Regions from separate parts of the Homo sapiens genome. Here region 1 is linked to region 2. A link is a loop called in an ENCODE intact Hi-C map of the cell type or tissue named here. Cell type or tissue: heart right ventricle. All regions are shown on one strand. Links, peaks and the distances in the headings refer to the core of each region. The heading gives the core; the rest is flanking DNA. Region 1 has its middle 71 kb from the start of MROH9. Region 2 has its middle 110 kb from the start of PRRX1.

Region 1 (9,274 bases), core at 785-8,784, 91 kb after region 2:
TGTGGAAGTCAGTGTGGCGATTCCTCAGGGATTAGAACTAGAAATACCATTTGACCCAGACATCCCATTACTGGGTATATACCCAAAGGACTATAAATCATGCTGCTATTAAGACACATGCACACGTATGTTTATTGTGGCACTATTCACAATAGCAAAGACTTGGAACCAACCCAAATGTCCAACAATGATAGACTGGATTAAGAAAATGTGGCACATATACACCATGGAATACTATGCAGCCATAAAAAATGATGAGTTCATGTCCTTTGTAGGGACATGGATGAAATTGGAAATCGTCATTCTCAGCAAACTATCACAAGGACAAAAAACCAAACACCGCATGTTCTCACTCATAGATGGGAATTAAACAATGAGAACACATGGACACAGGAAGGGGAACATCACACTCTGGGGACTGTTGTGGGGTGGGGTGAGTGGGGAGGGATAGCATTAGGAGATATACCTAATGCTAAATGACGAGTTAATGGGTGCAGCACACCAGCATGGCACATGTATACATATGTAACTAACCTGCACATTGTGCACATGTACCCTAAAACTTAAAGTATAATAATAATAATAATAATAATAATAATAAAAAGAATAAAAAGTTATCTGAGGCTTCCCCAGAAGCTGAGCAGATGCCAGCACCATGCTTGTACAGCCTGTAGAACCATGAGTTAATTAAACCTCTTTTCTTTATAAATTACCCAGCCACAGGTATTTATTTATAGTGATGCAAGACGGGCCTAATAGTTAAGTTTGAATTTGTTGCTATGAGTTGGATATTTCATACATTCCTCTTTTTTGTTGCCTTTGATGATGGACATTCTGAATAATTGGAGCTGTTATAAAACCATAAAGTTTTCAAAAATGAAAATTGAAAATTCTTAAAGCTTCATAGGTGTTGAGCTTGATGCATTCTTGCAATGCAACTAAAGTTTGAAGCTAGAATTTTGGAATGGCCCAACATTTGAGACATGCACATACAGCAAAGTACAGGGAGGCTGTGACTTTGTAGCCTAAGGGCTAGAAGGTAAGTGGGCTGCACAGTCAGAGAAGGAGGTGGAGAGACACTTTCACTTTGATCTTGATGAATTCTCTCTGCACTTGAAAATAGTCCATGATCCTCAGGACCTGGGTTAGAAAAGACCACCTGGCCGCAGCCCACAGAGAGGCAAGGTAATGGAGTACAAATAGAAAATGGACTGGGTCCCAGCAGGCCAAAGGTTGGTCCCCAGGTCTCATACAGCTAGCTGTGGGACTTTCCACAATTCATATAATCTCTCTGGGTCTCACTTTCTTTAATTGCACAATAAGAAATTTAAGCAAAATGACTTCAAGGGTCCCTTCTACTCCTAAAATTCTAAGATACCCTTTTGTGATTTTGACTGGATGCCTTTCATTTATTATATAAACCTAATTTTATGAGAATTAAAAATAGAATGCATTACTGGTTAAGTTGTAGTAAAAATGTTTAAAAAGAAGATAAATGTTTTTCTCATGGGAAATTTTCATATGCTGTTCAAAACATATGCCAAAAAGGAAACAATATAATATAATTAACATAGGAAGTTTCAATTCATGAGTAAATGTTCCCATTAGCTGCAATAAAAGAAGCTTGTGCCTTTTCCAGGATAAACGTTAAGCAAATGCATATTAAAGATTCTTTTATTTATAAAAAAAAAAAGAAAACAGAAATTGGCCATAAAATAGTGGGTCTTTTCTTATAGATCATTTATTTGTTTTAAAGAGAAATACATTGTAGAGAAAGAACAACTTTAAAGTGCTATTTCTATGTCTATACAGCTCCAACCTCTGGGTAATACTAGGTGCCTGCAGTTTCACCTTCCTGCAGGTATCTTTCCTCTGACCTGAAACAGATGCCTAAAACTCTCACTACACATTATCCATTTATTTGTGCACAGCCATTGACTTCAAAGATCTTGGTCTAATGCACACAATTACTTTTTTATATGAATGGAATCAGGATACAAAAAATTGTAATATTTAAAAAATTTAAAAGCTATCTCTTGTTCATCAACAAAAGAATTAATAAAGAGATTATGGTTTATCTATACAATGAAATACTACTAAGCAATAAAAAGGAACAAAGTACTATAAAAACATGAAATAACATGGATGAATCCTTAAAACATACTGAGAAAAGGAAGACAGACTCAGAGTAGTATATACTGTATCACTTAATTTACATGAAACTCTAGAAAATATCAGCCTAATCTTGGTAAAAAGAAATTAGCAGAATTGTTGCCTGAGGTGGGGTGGGTAGGAAATAGCTGGTAAGAAACATCAGGGCATTCTCTACAGTAACGGAAACTGTCTGTATAGAGGTGTTGGTTACATAGGTACATACCTTTATACAAACTTGCTGAGCTGTACATTTCAGATTTGTAAATTTCACTGTGTGCCAGTTGTGCCAGTTGTAACAATAAAGTTGTTTATATTTTTAAGAAATGCTATCCCAACAGTCTCAGATATTCTACTGGTGAAAGTGTAACTTGGAACAAATGTTTGGGAAAATATTTTATAATAAATGTTAAAATCCTTGAAATACTCATCATTTGACTCAGTAATTCCAATTTAAAATAAATTATTGTGAAATAAGTACAGATATTGGGAAACAAACACTTTTCTATAATTATTGTTATAACAGTAGCATATTTTTCCTAATATTTTACTATAAAAACTTTCAACATATGAAAAAGTGGACAGAATTTTATAGTGAACACATTCATATTCATCACTTTGATTCTGCCGTTAATATTTTACATTTATACTTATCATATGTCTATCCATACCTCTGTCCATCAAATTTACAAATCAATTTGTGAAAATTTTTGAAATTTTTACAATGTTGATTCCTGCAATCTAGGACTGGAAGAAAATACAAAACACAAACAATTTTTTTTTCCTTTTGTGATGGAACTCCATGAGTTATAAATCCTACCATGTGGGAGGCTGAGGCAGGCAAATCATCTGAGGTCAGGAGTTCGAGACCAGCCTGGCCAACATGGTGAAACCCCGTGTCTACTAAATATACAAAAATTAGCCAGGCATGGTGGTGGGTGCCTGTAATCTCAGCTACTTGGGAGGCTGAGGCAGGAGAATCGCTTGAATCTGGGAGGCGGAGGTTGCAGTGAGCCAAGATCGTGCCACTGCATTCCAGTCTGGGTGACAGAGCAAGACTCTGTCTCAAAAAAAAAAAAAATCCTATCTTGGGTGATCAGAATATTTTCTTAAGTATATTCCTGGAAACAGAGCTGAAATTACTCAGAAATGGATCTAAACAGTAACTGTCTCTGTCTTGCAACAGAGATGCCCTCTGATACCCTCTCTAATCCTTCCTGGTTCCTAAAAGTCCCCCCATTAGTTAATAATTCTCTTGAATTAATTCATTAATTCTAAAGTTAATAATACGAATACTTCCAGGAAAAAGAACACATTGAACCTCTATTCCTGTTTACACATTTATACATTCAAATAAACAGCTACTAAGCAGAAAGTACCAAGGGAGTTGTACAGTCAGGCCTTCAATTGGGAGGACACAAGAGGAAGTTGTCTGGTGATGATGATTCAGAATGGGGTGCTGGGGAATAGGATTAAACCTAGTATCTAGAGGTAGAGAAAAAGGGCATCAAAGTACATAAAAATGCTAGGGGCATTGTTGTGTGGAACTGGCCCTGTATTCTGGAAGAGCCACCTGTAAGGCTGAAAACACCCTACCTATAATTGCAGCACTTTGTGGATTGTCAAATGAAGCTATTTCCCTTGCAATTATTAAAAATTCTAGGCTCATCTTAAATACTGGATTATGGTTTGTGTTGGACATTGGACATTTGGGGGTGCCCAGAGGTTGTAGTCCATCTGGAGACTTCCTGGTCTGTATGTTGTGTCATTTTGATTTCTTGTTGAAGGGCCATGGAGACTTAGAATGGGCGTCCTCAGGAGATTCAAAGGAGCTTTCTGCCAATTCAATCAACTATAGCTCTGACTTAGCTTGTTTCCAAAATTGTAGGCACTGTTGCTCCAAAATTAATATTTTTGAATATTCAACACATCCCTGAGGAAGAGCAAAGACCTCCCACCTTTGTTTCTTTGCAAAACAAGTCAAGATGAAGTCTTTGCTGATGAAACTCTTGGCTCCCTCTCTTCCAGCTGCACTTCACCCCTGTGGCTTTCCTGCTTGGAAATCTCAAAATAGTCACAGCGGCTTGCCTCCAAGCTAGAATTGACCTCGCCTGTCTGGATGCCTTCCAAAAGGGATTTTTATGAAAATATTATTTTTTTCTCTTCTGAGACTTTTTTTTATTAGAACCCATGCAAAGCTGTATCATTCCCCATTTGCCATTATTTTCAACTTCCGAAGTCTTTTTTATTTTTCTTACTTCATCAAGGACATGTGTTTCCTTCTCCGTACCTAATAACAGTTTCTGAGAGGAACCTGTGGAAGAGAAAAGCATGATGTACTGATCATGAAAGTGGGAAGACATTTGGGATAATAATAGGAAAATATTTGAAACCCTGAAAAGAACTGTCCCTCCATCCAGTAATCAATTCTCCCTTGGCTTCTCCCAGTGGTAACTTAGTTACCCTTTACTTTTCACACACATAACAAAATTACTGCTGTTGACAAAGTCTAGATAACAAGGAGTCAGTCCTACTATGAGTACCTTAATAGTTCTGCCAAGTGGGCCTCATTCCCAAGTTCCCTGACAGAATACCATGGCTGTGTTAACTAAGAGTAAAGGCTTACTACCTTCTACTGGAATTATCTGGTTTGTTCAGCTGCATCCCCTGTTATACTATGAGCTCCTGAAAAGCCAGAACTGTGCCTTATTCACCTCTCTGCTCCCAGCCCTCATCACAATGCTGACATGTAGACAGTACACAATGAATGTTGAAGGAATGGTAATGAGATCTATAGTCAAAACACCAAAGATGCAGCCCTTCATGGCTTTCTAAGTGTTAGAGAGAGAGTCACTTAACCTTTACAAACCTCCTTTTCATCTGGAAAGTGAAAGTAATATTACTACTTTCTTCAGGCGTTAATCAAGGCTTAGATGAAATAATTGTATGTGAAAATGATTTGCTAACTATAAAGAGCTGTGCAAATGTTTACTGTGATTGTACAGGCCCAGGGCAAGAGGGCTAATTACTCCCCTTTCTTCTTATTCAACTCTCAATTCAGGAAGGTTAGGGCTCAAGAAAGACAGAATATTCTACCACTGACGATAATATGTACCAGTTTTTTGAGTATAGATATGTCACCCTTTTGAGCCTCTATTTTACCCTCTGGGAGTTGAGGACATTCTGTGAGATAGACATAAGATCTAAGACACTGCTTTGCCCATTGTAAACACTTAGGAAAAGATCACAGAGGGAAGTCAAAATAGTGTTGTGAAGCCAATAGACTTTGAAGTCAGGCAGACATGAGTTAGTTCAAAGCTCTGCTCTGCCGTGAAATAGGAGGGTGATCTTGGGCAAGTTACTTCTATTTTTAAACCTCAGTTTATGCAGCTATAAAATAGGTTAATATTAATACCACCTGCATGAGATTGGTGTGATCATTACAGGAAATAATGGACACAAACTGACAAGCACATGTTGAGCACATGATAGGCAAGGTAGTTCCTTGTTTCTCCTTCCCTGAAATCAACAGGCTGTCATCCTCCCAGACTTGACTTTTCCTGACAGAGCACTACAACTTCAAACAACCTAAACAACAGAAAAGAAAGGTTGAGCCCTGCTCATCCTCCAAGAGAAATTCATATGCTAGGCTTAGGTTTCCAGAAGTACCCTTCTCACTACCCCCTTCTCACTAGCCTTATCTGTGTATTTCATCTGATGTCAGCTACACTGCTTCCCTTTGGAACAAATTCCAACATCTGAAATTATTAATGGCTCCACCAATCTAAATACCATTTTAGTAAACACCCTTATTTTGCAGAGTCCAACTCTTTTGTGGCTATGAAATATCCCTTACTGATTCCGGTCAGATTTCAGGTTGATGGCCAGGGTTTATAGCCAGGTGGATGGGAAACACTGCTGGTGGCAAATGGCACACCTTCCTCCAAGTTTCATTTCTGCAGATGGTTCCAGGAGCTGCCATGGATGCCAGGCCTGCCTCCTCTGCCTGGGCATCTTACTCTGCTGTCTGAGGCTCTTGTACTCACTAACCTTTAGTTTCCAGTCAACAATTTTCATATGCTTCAATTGCAGTCAAAGGCATCATTTTTCCAAATCGTTTGCCTTAGATTACTTGCAGCAGGTTGACCCAAGAGGTGATTGCTTAAACCATATTTTCCTTGCACCTATACGCCAACATTCCATATACCTGTTAATTATGTAATACAGCGCTTAAGAAAAGGACCACTGGGATTTTCACCTACTGGTTTCTAGAATATTAAGAGGCTTAATTTTTAAGCAAGTTAAAAATTTGCAAGTTAAAACTTCCATGAACTTTATTAAAACTTTCATTAACTTGCAGAATTCTCATTCTCCAATGTGAGAATTCTTGTGAGCCTGCCACATATTGTCTGTCTCCCTGTAGAACTGGGGAGAGCACGTCTGGGAAGGCAGAAGTGCAAGCTCATTGTGCTGTGGCTGTTGCTGGGACACAAAGGTGGCATCATAAACACTGATTATTTATTATCCTAATATAGTTCCAAGGACTGTATTAGCTCCTATTTGGACCCTTAATAAGAAATGGAAAGGAATGTGTATGGACTCAATCACATTTTCCCCTTAATGGAGAAGAAGCTCACCTAAGACCAAGCTTACCTTGGAGGTCAAGACCATGTGCCCTCGGTTGACAATGCCAAATGTTTATTGTATTACATGACACCTACATCTGTTCCCATCAGGAATCAGCACACTTCTCTAACAAATAGGCTGTGCATTTTATCTAGTATACTTTCTGTTAACACAAAGACCTGTTATGTAAAAACTGCATTTTTTCCCCCAAAGTTATCCACCCCCCACCTCTTGAAGATCAAATTTACATCCAATCTTTTCCACTCATATGATAGGCTATTATCTGTTAGTTTCCCAAGTTGAAGGAAAGAAAAATGTCAGCCTTTTTCTTGGCCATCAGCAATGCTGTAAAGAGTAGTCTTGGTGGGCAAGTGGAGAGATACACCTCACCCCTTTTACCTATCTCAGTATCCTGCTTCTCCTCTGTCCATGTATACAAAGGCAGATGAGAAGATGACTATCTATCCCTTTCTATCCTCGTCTTAATGCCTACATTTTGATTGTGAATTATGAATAACTGAAGCTTTGTTCATAAACCCAAGATCTGTAGGCATTTCAAGGACAGATTTGACAATAAATGTGAAGAGAGAATAGTCTGTAACTCCTGCCGTGGTGTTATCTCGGCTTTCTCTGGTTCGTATCTATTTTTAGGCTTTTTTTTGTCCCAAGTCTTTGCCTCCAGTCTCTGCTTTCTATTGGATGGTGAAATTATGATAGAATAACAAAGTAATTGCTAAAGTTTATTAAGCACAAGTGTGTGATATGCTCTATGCTTAGCACTGTATTATCCAACTTAATACTCACAAGGTGGGCACTATTATTATACCTATTTTACTTAAGAGGAAAGGAGATTTTCAGAAATCAAGTATTAGGCAGCTAATACATGAGTAAGTCATCAAGACGGTGACCAGAGTTGCTACCATTAAGACTTCTTCAAATCCACTGCTCCCTTCCACTGCTGGCTAACAACAAGCAGTGGAGGAGAGATGGATGGCAGGGCAGGAACAGTGGTGCTGGGAAGGTTTGTTTTGAATGATTAGAAAGAAGGTTATGGGATAGATTTTCCTTATGTGTGAAATATCTTATGTGTGTCATGTGTGACAGTGGCCTTCTACACAGAGTGGAATTGCATGGAAGTTCACACTGGGCCCACGCTGGCAGTGTACTGGAATGAACACAACCAGCCAATCCAAATTTTTGCTAACAAGGTACCAGGGAAATACAATTATGTTCACTTCAGCATCACAGAAATGGAAGGAATTCAATTTCTGCATGGAATCCCAGAAATTGAATCCCAGCATGGGAGAAAGAAATAAAACTTAAGCCACCAAAGACTCAACCTAATACTGCACCCCCAGAATACCAATTACTTTTTTCCCCTCTAACTCTCTTCTAAAAGGACTGTTGTGCCACTTATCACCTTACCTACATTAATTTTTCTAGTAACAAACATGTCTAAGGTGCTAAATCATTGCAGATTACTGCATGTATGTGCAATAACCTGTGACAGAATAATAAATAGCAAATACATGAAAGAAGGAATAAAAGTTTCTGCTGCCGTTAGTATAAGGAGTGCACATCAGGTTCATGAAACATGCCAAAAATAATTTAAAAAATGAGATTGCCTCCAGCTTTGTTCCTTTTGCTTAGGATTGTCTTGGCTATGCGAGCTCTTTTTGGGTTCCATGTGAATTTTACAATGGTTTTTTTCTAATTCTATGAAGAATGTCAATGGTAGTTTAATGCGAATAGCATTGAATCTGTAAATTGCTTTGGGCAGTATGGCCATTTTTACGATATTGATTCTTCCTATCCATGAGCATGGAATGTTTTTCCATTCGCTTGCGTTCTCTCAGATTTCCTTGAGCAGTGGTTTGTAGTTATCCTTGAAGTGGTCTTTCACTTCCCTTGTTAGCTGTATTCCTAGGTATTTATTCCCTTTGTGGCAGCTGTGAATAGGAGTTCATTCATGATTTGGCTCTCTGCTTGTCTGTTATTGATGTATAGGAATGTTTGTGATTTCTGCACGTTGATTTTGTATCCTGAAACTGCTGAAGTCGCTTATCAGCATAAGAAGCTTTAGGGCTGAGATGAGAGGGTTTTCTAGATACAGGATCATGTCATCTGCAAACAAAGACAATTTGATGTCCTCTCTTCCTATTTGAATACTGTTTATTTTATCTCTTTCCTGATTGACTTGCCAGAACTTCCAACGCTATGTTGAATAGGAGGGGTGAGAGAGGGCATCCATGTCTTGTGCCAGTTTTCACGGGGAATGCTTCCAGCTTTTGCCCATTCAGTATGATATGATATGGGCTGTGGGTTTGTCATAAATGGCTCTTATTATTTTGAGGTGTGTTTCTTCAATACCCAGTTTATTAAAAGTTTTTAACATGAAGGGATGTTGAATTTTATCAAAGGCCTTTTATGCATCTATTGAGATAATCATGTGTTTTTTGTATTTAGTTCTGTTTATGTGATGAATTATGTTTATTGA
Region 2 (9,274 bases), core at 395-8,394:
CTATCTGCTAGAATAAAGGGGTGGATCATAGCTTGTGGAAATGTTTAATAATTTAAGAGGAAAAACAGCTTTTAGTTATGTTAGAAAGAATATTTCTATCTTAACAATATATTATTTATATATTTATCTATTAACTATGTGTTAACAATAGTCTGCTAATTAAAACCGACCAATGAAGCATAAATAGTTAAATTCATATGAATTTGAAAATAATCTATTAAAAATAGAGCATTATTTTAAGCTGTCACTTCTCTCACCCTTGAGTTAAATACAGTTATTAAAGTTTTTACTAAACTTTTGCACAATGCCCAGTTTCATTTGGAAGAGCAGTTCTATTTTCTATGGAAAGATGATGGAGATATGGTAAAAGGGGAACTAGGTTACAATAGGATGTCCTAGCTTCCATTCTGGCTCTGCCATATAAGAGCTATTTTTGAACTGGAATAAAGAGTCCTGCCCCCCTGGACTTCATCATTCTCACCTACTAAATGAGAGCTGTGTGACCTCTAAGTTCCTGCCAGCTCTGTGAATCTCTGGGAATACTAGATTTTTCTCATCTCACTCTTCCTTCTTTTACTCCTATATTAGTCAGGATTCTCTAGATGGACAGAACTAACAAAATATATATATACACACACATATATATATACACACACACACATATATATACACACACATATATATACACACATATATATACACACATATATACACACACATATATACACATATATATATGACATTCCATATATATATTCCATATATATATATGAATTTATTAAGTATTAACTCACATGATCACACAGTTCCACAATAGGCCATCTGCAAGCTGAGGAGCAAGGATAGCCAGTCCGAATTTCAAATTTCAAAACTGAAGAACTTGGAGTCCGATGCTCAAGGACAGGAAGCATCCAGCAGGGGAGGAAGATGTAGACAGGGAGGCTAGGCCAGTCTCTCTTTGCACACTTTTCTGTCTGTTTATATTCTAGCTGTGCTGGCAGCTGATTAGATTGTGCCCACCCAGATTAAGGGTGGGTCTCCCTTTCCCAGCCCACTGCCTCAAATGTTAATCTCCTTTGGCAACACCCTCACAGACACACCCAGGATCAATACTTTGTATCCTTCAATCTAATCAAGTTGACACTCAGTATTAACCATCACAACTCCCATTACTTCTATTCTTTTAAATCATTATATTATAAAGACACATACATACGTATGTTCATTGTAGCACTATTCACAATAGAAAAGATATAGAGTCAACCTAAATGCCCATCAATAATAGACTGGATAAAGAAAATGTGGTACATACACACCATGAAATACTATGCAGCCATAAAAAGAATGAGATCATGTCATTTGCAGAAACATAGATGCAGCTGGAGGCCACTGTCCTTAGCAAACTAACACAGGAACAGAAAACCAAAAACTGTATGTTCTCTCTTATAAGTGGAAGCTAAATGATGAGAACACATGGACACTTACAGGGGAACAACACACATTGGGGCCTTTCAGAGGGTGTAGGGTGGGAGGAAGGAGAAGATAAGGAAAAATAGCTAATGGGCACTAGGCTTAATATCTGGGTGATGAAATAGTCCATAAAACAAACCCGCATGACACACGATTACCTATGTAACAAACCTGCACATGTACAGTGAACTTAAAATAAAAGTTAAAGAATTTTGTCAGCCTTGTTTATGAATTTTTTCTCCACATTTATTTTGCTTAATTTATAGAGTGGAAAAAGTGATATAGAGTTCCCCTCCTTCAGCCCTGTATTAATCTCATGCTGATTATTGAAGTGCAGTTCACACTGTTTAAAGAGAAGAGGGTTTGAACTCAAGTAAACTTGGGTTTGAATCCTGGCTTACCTATTTACTAGCAGTGTGACTTTGAGCATGTCACTTAAACTTCTTGTTCACTTGGAGAATAGGGTTAAGAATGTCCTCTTCTTATATTTGCTATGAGAATGGCCTGATCTTCCTACTTATGCCAATATATCCAATTTTTTCCTAGTGAGGCTCTTGCCTTCAAACAACTATCTTCATTCAGTCAAAAAATATTTGTTGAGTGCTTCCTGTATGCAGGCACACTTCTAGATGCTTGGTTAAATAGAGAGCCCTGACCTTATGGAGCTTATGTGCTAGAGACAAACAATAAACAACATATGATAAAGAAAATGCTATGGTATATTAGAAGTTAATAATTGCTGTGGAAAGTAGAAAACAGAATAAGGATAATCAGAAATTTCACAGGAGAAAGAAGCTTGTAATTCTAACTTGAAAGAGCAGGCAAGATTTAGAAGAGGTGAGGGATTTAGTGAAATGCATACCTGAGGGAAGAGCATCCCAGCCAGAGTGAATGCTTAGAGCAAAATCCTAGATCATATAGGACCTCATGGGGCATTGTCAGAGCTTTGTTTTTGCTCTGCATGAAATAAAGAAACCGTGAAGAGTTTTTAACATAGTACCAAAAATTAACTTTTTTTTTTTAAATCACTCTATCAGCTATGAAGATTCTCAGCCTTAGCCTTATTGACATTTTGCATCAAACTTTTGCTTCGGGCGATTTATTGTGTATTGTGTATTGTTTATAGCATCCTTAACCACCACCTACTAGATGCCAGTAGTACTACCTCCCCCAGTTGTGACAATAAAAAATGTCTCCAGATAATATCTAATGTCCCTTGGTCAGCAGCAGAGGGTGGGGAGAATTTCCTCAGTTGAAAACTACTTGGGTAGACTATTGAGAGGCAAGAGTATAAATAGGGAAATCTTTTAGGAGGGTACTGCTATAATCCTGGCTAGAGATCATGGTGGCTCAGACTAGGGTGGTAGCAGAAGATGTTGTGAATAATGCTTGGAATCTGGAGAGATTTTTAAAGGTAGAGAAAAATGGAATTCCTGATAGATTGGATATAGAGTGTGAGAAAAAGAAAGGAGTCAAGAATGACTCAAAAGTTTTGGCCTGAGCAAATGGAAGGGTGGAAATGCCATTAATAGAGACATGTAATGCTATTGGAGGAGTAGGTTTAGGGAGCCCAGCAAAGAAAACCAAGATTTAGTGTGGGACAGGTTGATTTTGAGACGATTAAGTAGACATTCAAATAAGCATGTGTGAGAAACAAACTCATCCAACCCAAAGAATGGACTTAGAGACTGGGAGAACAGTGAAAGTGAGACTTTTAATGATGGTCTTGCAAGAATGGGTGTCTGATAGGCAGGCACACCCAGCACAGTTTTAACAAGCAATTTATCCCCTAGTGCACAGGTCCCTCCCCTGGTTCCTTATAGGCTGAGTACTATGGGGTCACAATCTTCCCAGACGATGCCTATTGATTGCTGGGTAGGGGCTGAAGGTGTTCTTTTTTAGGGTTGTCTTACTGCATTTTGTTGCAGCCCACAATGCATTGCAATCCTAGTTTGCTCAGGGGCTCTTCAAATATTTGACTTATGACCTAAGCACCTGGGCAGGCTGAAAAGAACAGACAAAGCAAGCTATTTGGCAGGCTAGTAAACTTTCATTGTAGACTAAACTTCTTTGCTTTGGGTGAGGGCAACTAAGTGGAGGCAGGGGAAGGGGGAGGAAGGGGGAGGCCAACAAGCAGACATCGGCTATCCAGGCAGGGGCCTAGTATATCCCGTTTCTTCTGTAGTTTGCTGACCTAAGCCGATTTAAGGCACTTTGTCTTGGAAATGGACCACTGCATACATCATTTCCCTCAGATGTCAGATAGATGAATAGACACACACATCTGCAGTCTGGAAAAGAGTTCTTGGCTAAAAATGTTAAAAGTAGAAGTCATTGGCACACAAATTATCTTTAAAGTCATGCAACTGGGTGGGATCACCAAGGGAGCAAGTAAAAGTAGAGAAAGAAAAAAAAGACCAAGGACTGAGCTCTGGAGCACTAAAATACAGAGAGGTAAGGAGACTAGAAGAAACCAACAAAAGGAAGTTGACAAGGAGCACTAATAGGAGGAAAAACAAGAAAGTTGATGATCTGGAAGCTAAGTGAAGAAAATATGTCAAGAAATGATTAACAGTGTTAATTGTTGCTGATGGTTCAAAGAAGATGAGACCTGAGAATTGACTAATGGGCTTAGCAATAAGAAAGATGTCAGTGAACTTATCAAGAGCAATTTTAATATGGCGGAGGCAATAGCTTGATTAAAATGAGCTTAAGAAATGACATTACTCTGAAACACCAAGTATAGACAACTCTTTGCTGCGAAGGGAAGCAAGGAAATGGGGTTAGAATTGGTGGGTGAAACAATGTTTTTGTTTTTGGTCTTAATATGGAAGAAATAAGAAGATATCTGCATCCTGATTAGAATTTTCTAGTACAAAGGGCAATTTTGATGTTGTAGGAGTGAGAGGAGACAACTTCTTCAGTAATGCTCTTCAGCAGGTGAGAGGAGGTGGGACTTGATCTATGCAAGTGATAAATTTCTTTTAGGTAAGATCATGGAGAGAGTTTATGTTTAACAACAGGCAGGAAGGCAGATATTTGCCTGCATATGCTGATAAATAGGTTGATGTGATGACAGATGTCTAAAAATTCTCTTCTGATTGCTTCAGTTTTCTCAGTAAAGCTGGAAACAAGGTCATCAACTGAAAGTGGACATAAGGGAGAATGTGTTGGATATTTGAGCAGAAAAAGGTGTTAGTCGTTGGAGCAGACGGAGAGTAAATGGACTAGGTATTGATAGCTTGATTTTCTGACAGTGGTCACGAAGTTGAGGTCAGACCAGGCAAACATGGTTGTGTGGTGTTTTTATTTTTTTCCAGCCACATTAAGCAGCAGAAGTGCAGGCACAGAATACGTGCAGAGTGGGATTAACGGTTGTGGCTCTGACAAAGTGGAAATGAAAAGGTTGTTGAGGGCATATGCAATAGAACGGTTATAATAACTAGCTATAGAATTTAAGCTGTGTAAGGGAAAAGAATAACATTAAATGAGTGAATTCCAGTGACAAAGTGGTAGGGTTATTAATTGTGGTAATGATAAAAGATGATTGATTTGGATTGTCAAAGGGAGCAGATGGGAAAAATGGGATTAGAATGAATAAAATTGGAAAGATTGAAGCTATTGATAGTGGCAAAGCCTAGGGAAAGTCCATGGGAGGGTGTGGCTAAAGTTAGGGAGAACAAGATTATTAGAGGAGAAAAGTCAAGGATCTGAGCGGTCATTGCCATTTATTAGATGTATAACCGCAGAAAAGTTGAGGACTAGAATAAATGCTGAAAAGGACTTCAATAAATTAACCTTAATCTTTTCAAACCTTTATTTTATAATTTACAAGGTGAAGATGTTAACTTTTCCCTTTCTACTTTAAAGGACAAGTGGTACAATAAATCAGGAAGTGCCTTGTAAACAATGCACCAGTGTGCAAACATGAATGTTACATTGCATTTGCTTCTGTGCACGCCTACAGGGTGTGGGGCAGGTATTTATTGAAGGGCTGAAAATTTTACATTGTACAAGATTAACAATAGAGAGCTATTTTAGGTTTCTAAACTTACATGATCAAACAAAATTAATTATTTCATTTACACTGGTAGAGATAAATTTGTAATTGTTTACTGATTTTCTCGGCTCTCTCGCTTTTCCCGTACAAGTTTTACAGACATACGAGTTAAATCCTTTTAGTTCTCTTGCCTTAATATTCAACTTTTTACATGGTAACATTTATATTTCTGTGCCTGATGTTCAGTAGCCTCCAAGATGTGATGTAATTTTGCCTTTCCACCTTTATATCCTGCTCATCTGCTGTGCAGCCTGTGCCTCTCCAAGATTCCAGAATAAAGTATGGCCTTCATGCTCCTGTTCCTTTGTTCATGCTCTTTCCTCAGAACTGTGGTACTATTCCTCACAATAGAATCAATCCAGTAACGATTCTATTGGTAACATTATTTGATCTCACATGCCACATAGTCAGTATAGCCTTTTGCCAAAGTTTATATAAACTTATACATATAAATTATTAAATAATTTTAATTGCTCATATATATGGCCAGTGTACTATAAGCTCTTTTGGGGCAGGGATTATGTGTTATTTATCTTAGCAGAAATGAACAATAAATTTTATCCTAATAAGCACTTATTGTGGTTTTTATTATGCTCAGCAAATATTTGTTGACTGAATAAATGAGTAGAAGAATGATTGAAGGCTCCCTATGCACAGGGCACCACGCTGAATTCTGTGTTGAATATTAAAATTAAAAATATGTGCTCAATAAAACTTGATTCATTTAAGTGTTCGTATTTCAAAGAGTTTCCCTGCTGAACTGGAAACTGCCTGCAGAGTAAGAGCAAATGGAGTTTGACATATTAACTTAGGAAAACAAGGCAGCTGTGGAGGAATGGAAAGAGAACTAGACTGAGAGCAGGAGCTCAGATTTCCAGGACCAGCTCATATGACGGCTTTATGACTACAGCCACCTTGAAGCATCTCTGAACATCAGTGTCCTCATCTGTAAAATGAGGTATTTGATTATGCGATCTCTAAGGTCCTTTCTAATGCTAACACTTCATGATTCTAAGATGTTATGAAATCATCTGAGTCACTGTCAAACTCAAAATCAAGCTTTGCCAAGGAGAGCCATTTGTGAATTGCAGGATGGCCAATTATCTTGACTGGACAATATAACAGTTCAAAAGAGAGAACAACAAATTATAATTCTTTTTTTTCTTGTCCAAGGCAAGATGATTGGTTCTGAAAATCACGCACTGTTCTTAGCTCAAAATCCCAGACAAGTTTTATGTCCCTGCTCTGTTTTAGAGGGCACGAATAAATGCACATCTTCTTCAATATAGATGGAAAATGTGACATACTTTAGGTTGAGCTCCAACCAATGTGCAGAGAATCACTTCTATAACCATGACAAAGAAAGGAAAAAAAAATTCTGCGGAACTTCAACTAAATTGGAATTGATATTTGTTGCTGAGCCTGGGGACTTGCCTCTTGGCAGAAGTCGGTTTTTCACATTTGGTTGCAAAAGTCTAATGACATGAAACAACAGCTGGCCTTGTAATTCCTAATAGACTGCATCTGCTCCTGATATTTGAGAGTGACCATGACAGCATTCCCAATAGGGATCTCACCAAGCCTCAGAAGATACCCTTGTCCTTTCTGAAAATCATATATGTCCTTGTGCATACATGCCTATGACTGAAGAATCTTGGATTAACAGGGGAGACACACAGGGAAAATAAGAATAAGCTTTTATTTGCTCAGGGCAAAAACTTAATGTCTCATAATTCAATGTGTTAGTCCATCACTGACTGCACTTTTTTCCATTGCTGCAGAAGAAGCAGCATGGCATAATGGAAAAACCCTGGGCTTTGAAGCAGGTGGTTCTGGACTTAACTAGTAGTGCCTCAATTTACTAGCTAAGAGGCTTTATGGAAGTTACTTAATGTCTTTCAGTCTGTTTATTCATCTGTAAAATAACACATTTCTTTTGCAGAGTTGTGAACAGGTAGATTTTACAGTGGGTAAAACACATAGATACTTTATATATTCTAGATTCCCTATTTGATCATAAAATTTCTTTTTTTTTTTTGGAGACGGAGTCTCGCTCAGTCGCCTAGGCTGGAGTGCAGTGGTGGGATCTCGGCTCACTACAAGCTCCGCCTCCTGGGTTCACGCCATTCTCCTGCCTCAGCCTCCCTAGTAGCTGGGACTACAGGCGCCCGCCACTACACCAGGCTTATTTTTTTGTATTTTTAGTAGAGACGGGGTTTCACCGTGTTAGCCAGGATGGTTTCGATCTCCTGACCTCGTGATCCGCCCGCCTCGGCCTCCCAAAGTGCTGGGATTACAGGCGTGAGCTACCGCGCCCGGCCTGATTATAAAATTTTAATGCTGTGATAATGCTAGTGAGGATTCTATCTTAAACTACTTAAAGCGTTTTTTTTTTGGTTTTTTTTTGGTTTTTTTTTAAGTTGGGGATGCAGTTCTCAGTCACATATACAGAAATGCTAAGCAGCATTGTTCTCAAATAAGGGTCAACTACAGTGGTTGTCTGGTGCCTCTTAGGAAGAAAACTCAGCAGGTCTAGCTTCATGGGCATGCTTCCTAAGCAGTCACAAAGGACCCTATGTTTAGAAGGGCTCCATTTTTGGTTTAATGCTCTGCTGTTGACATGTTGAAATTCTTAATAATTTTTGAATAAAGGCCCCACGTTTTCATTTTGCACTGGGCCCTGCAAATTACACAGTCTGTCCTGAGACTTAGGAAGGAAATTCTCTGCTACATGCATGCTTCCTCGAATTTATAAGAAAAAAGATGTACATATATGAAGGCATATTCTATCCTCTTTTTTTTTTTTTTTTTTTTTTTTTAAGACGGAGTCTCACTCTGTCGCCCAGGCTGAAGTGCAGTGGTGCAATCACGGCTCACTGCAAGCTCTGCCTCCCAGGTTCAGGCAATTCTCCTGCCTCAGCCTCCCGAGCAGGTGGGATTACAGGCACATGCCACTAGGCCAGGCTAATTTTGTATTTTTAGTAGAGGCGGGGTTTTACCATGTTGGCCAGGCTGGTGTTGAACTCCTGATCTCAGGTGATTCACTCCCCTCAGTCTCCCAAAGTGTTGGGATTACAGGCGTGAGCCACTGCACCTGGCCAGCATGGTCTGTCTTAAAAATAGGCATTAGGCCTGGTGCAGTGGCTCATAACTTGTACTCCCAGCACTTTGGGAGGCCGAGGTGGGAGGGTCAGTTGAGGCCAGGAGTTTGAGACCAGCCTGGGCAACATAGCAAGACCCCATCTCTACAAAAATAAAAAATAAAAATAAATTAGCTGGGTGTGGTGGTGTGCACCTTAGTCCCAGCTACTCAAGAGACTGAAGCAAGAGATTGAGCCTAGGAGTCCAAGCCTGCAGTGAGCTTTGATCATGCCACTGCACTCTAGCCTAGGTGACAGAGTAAGACCCTGTATTTAAAAAAATTAAAAACAAATAAATAAAAGGTATTAGCATTTATACTTTTGGTTTCAAAGGATAAAGTTAATTCTGAGTTGGTTTTGCAGAGTCTAAATGAAATGGGTTACACATTTATACATGTAAGCATATTAAAGATTGGAAGCTGAACCAAAGGGTAACGAGAGCATTCTTGCTCTCCAACCAAGCCTCTCCAACCAAGACAGCCAAGTGGCAGTGAAGCATCGTGTTTAATAGTATTCTGCAGCTAGACTACTTGGGTTCAAATCCAAGCTCTGCTTACTAGCTGTGTAACTTTGGGGAAGCCACTAAATCTAACTATGCCTCAGT

Evidence for each region. Hi-C counts contacts between places; a loop is a spot of excess contacts. Peaks named below come from ENCODE experiments on the same cell type or tissue, not always from the same donor. Only the 100,000 strongest peaks of a DNase experiment are listed, where the experiment ranks them.
Region 1: it touches region 2 in a loop (2.1-fold over the local background); 3 of 110 quality-filtered maps call a loop at or near these places.

The regions. Positions count from the first base shown.
Region 1 is chr1:170,860,222-170,869,495 of GRCh38, forward strand. No RefSeq gene overlaps it. Among named protein-coding and RNA genes, the nearest start is that of MROH9, 71 kb to the right of the region's middle. In heart right ventricle, for the core only: no CTCF peak of the experiment used is centred there; a DNase peak (open chromatin) is centred at 4,210; H3K27ac peaks cover 2,179 bases.
Region 2 is chr1:170,770,003-170,779,276 of GRCh38, forward strand. No RefSeq gene overlaps it. Among named protein-coding and RNA genes, the nearest start is that of PRRX1, 110 kb to the left of the region's middle. In heart right ventricle, for the core only: no CTCF peak of the experiment used is centred there; no DNase peak of the experiment used is centred there.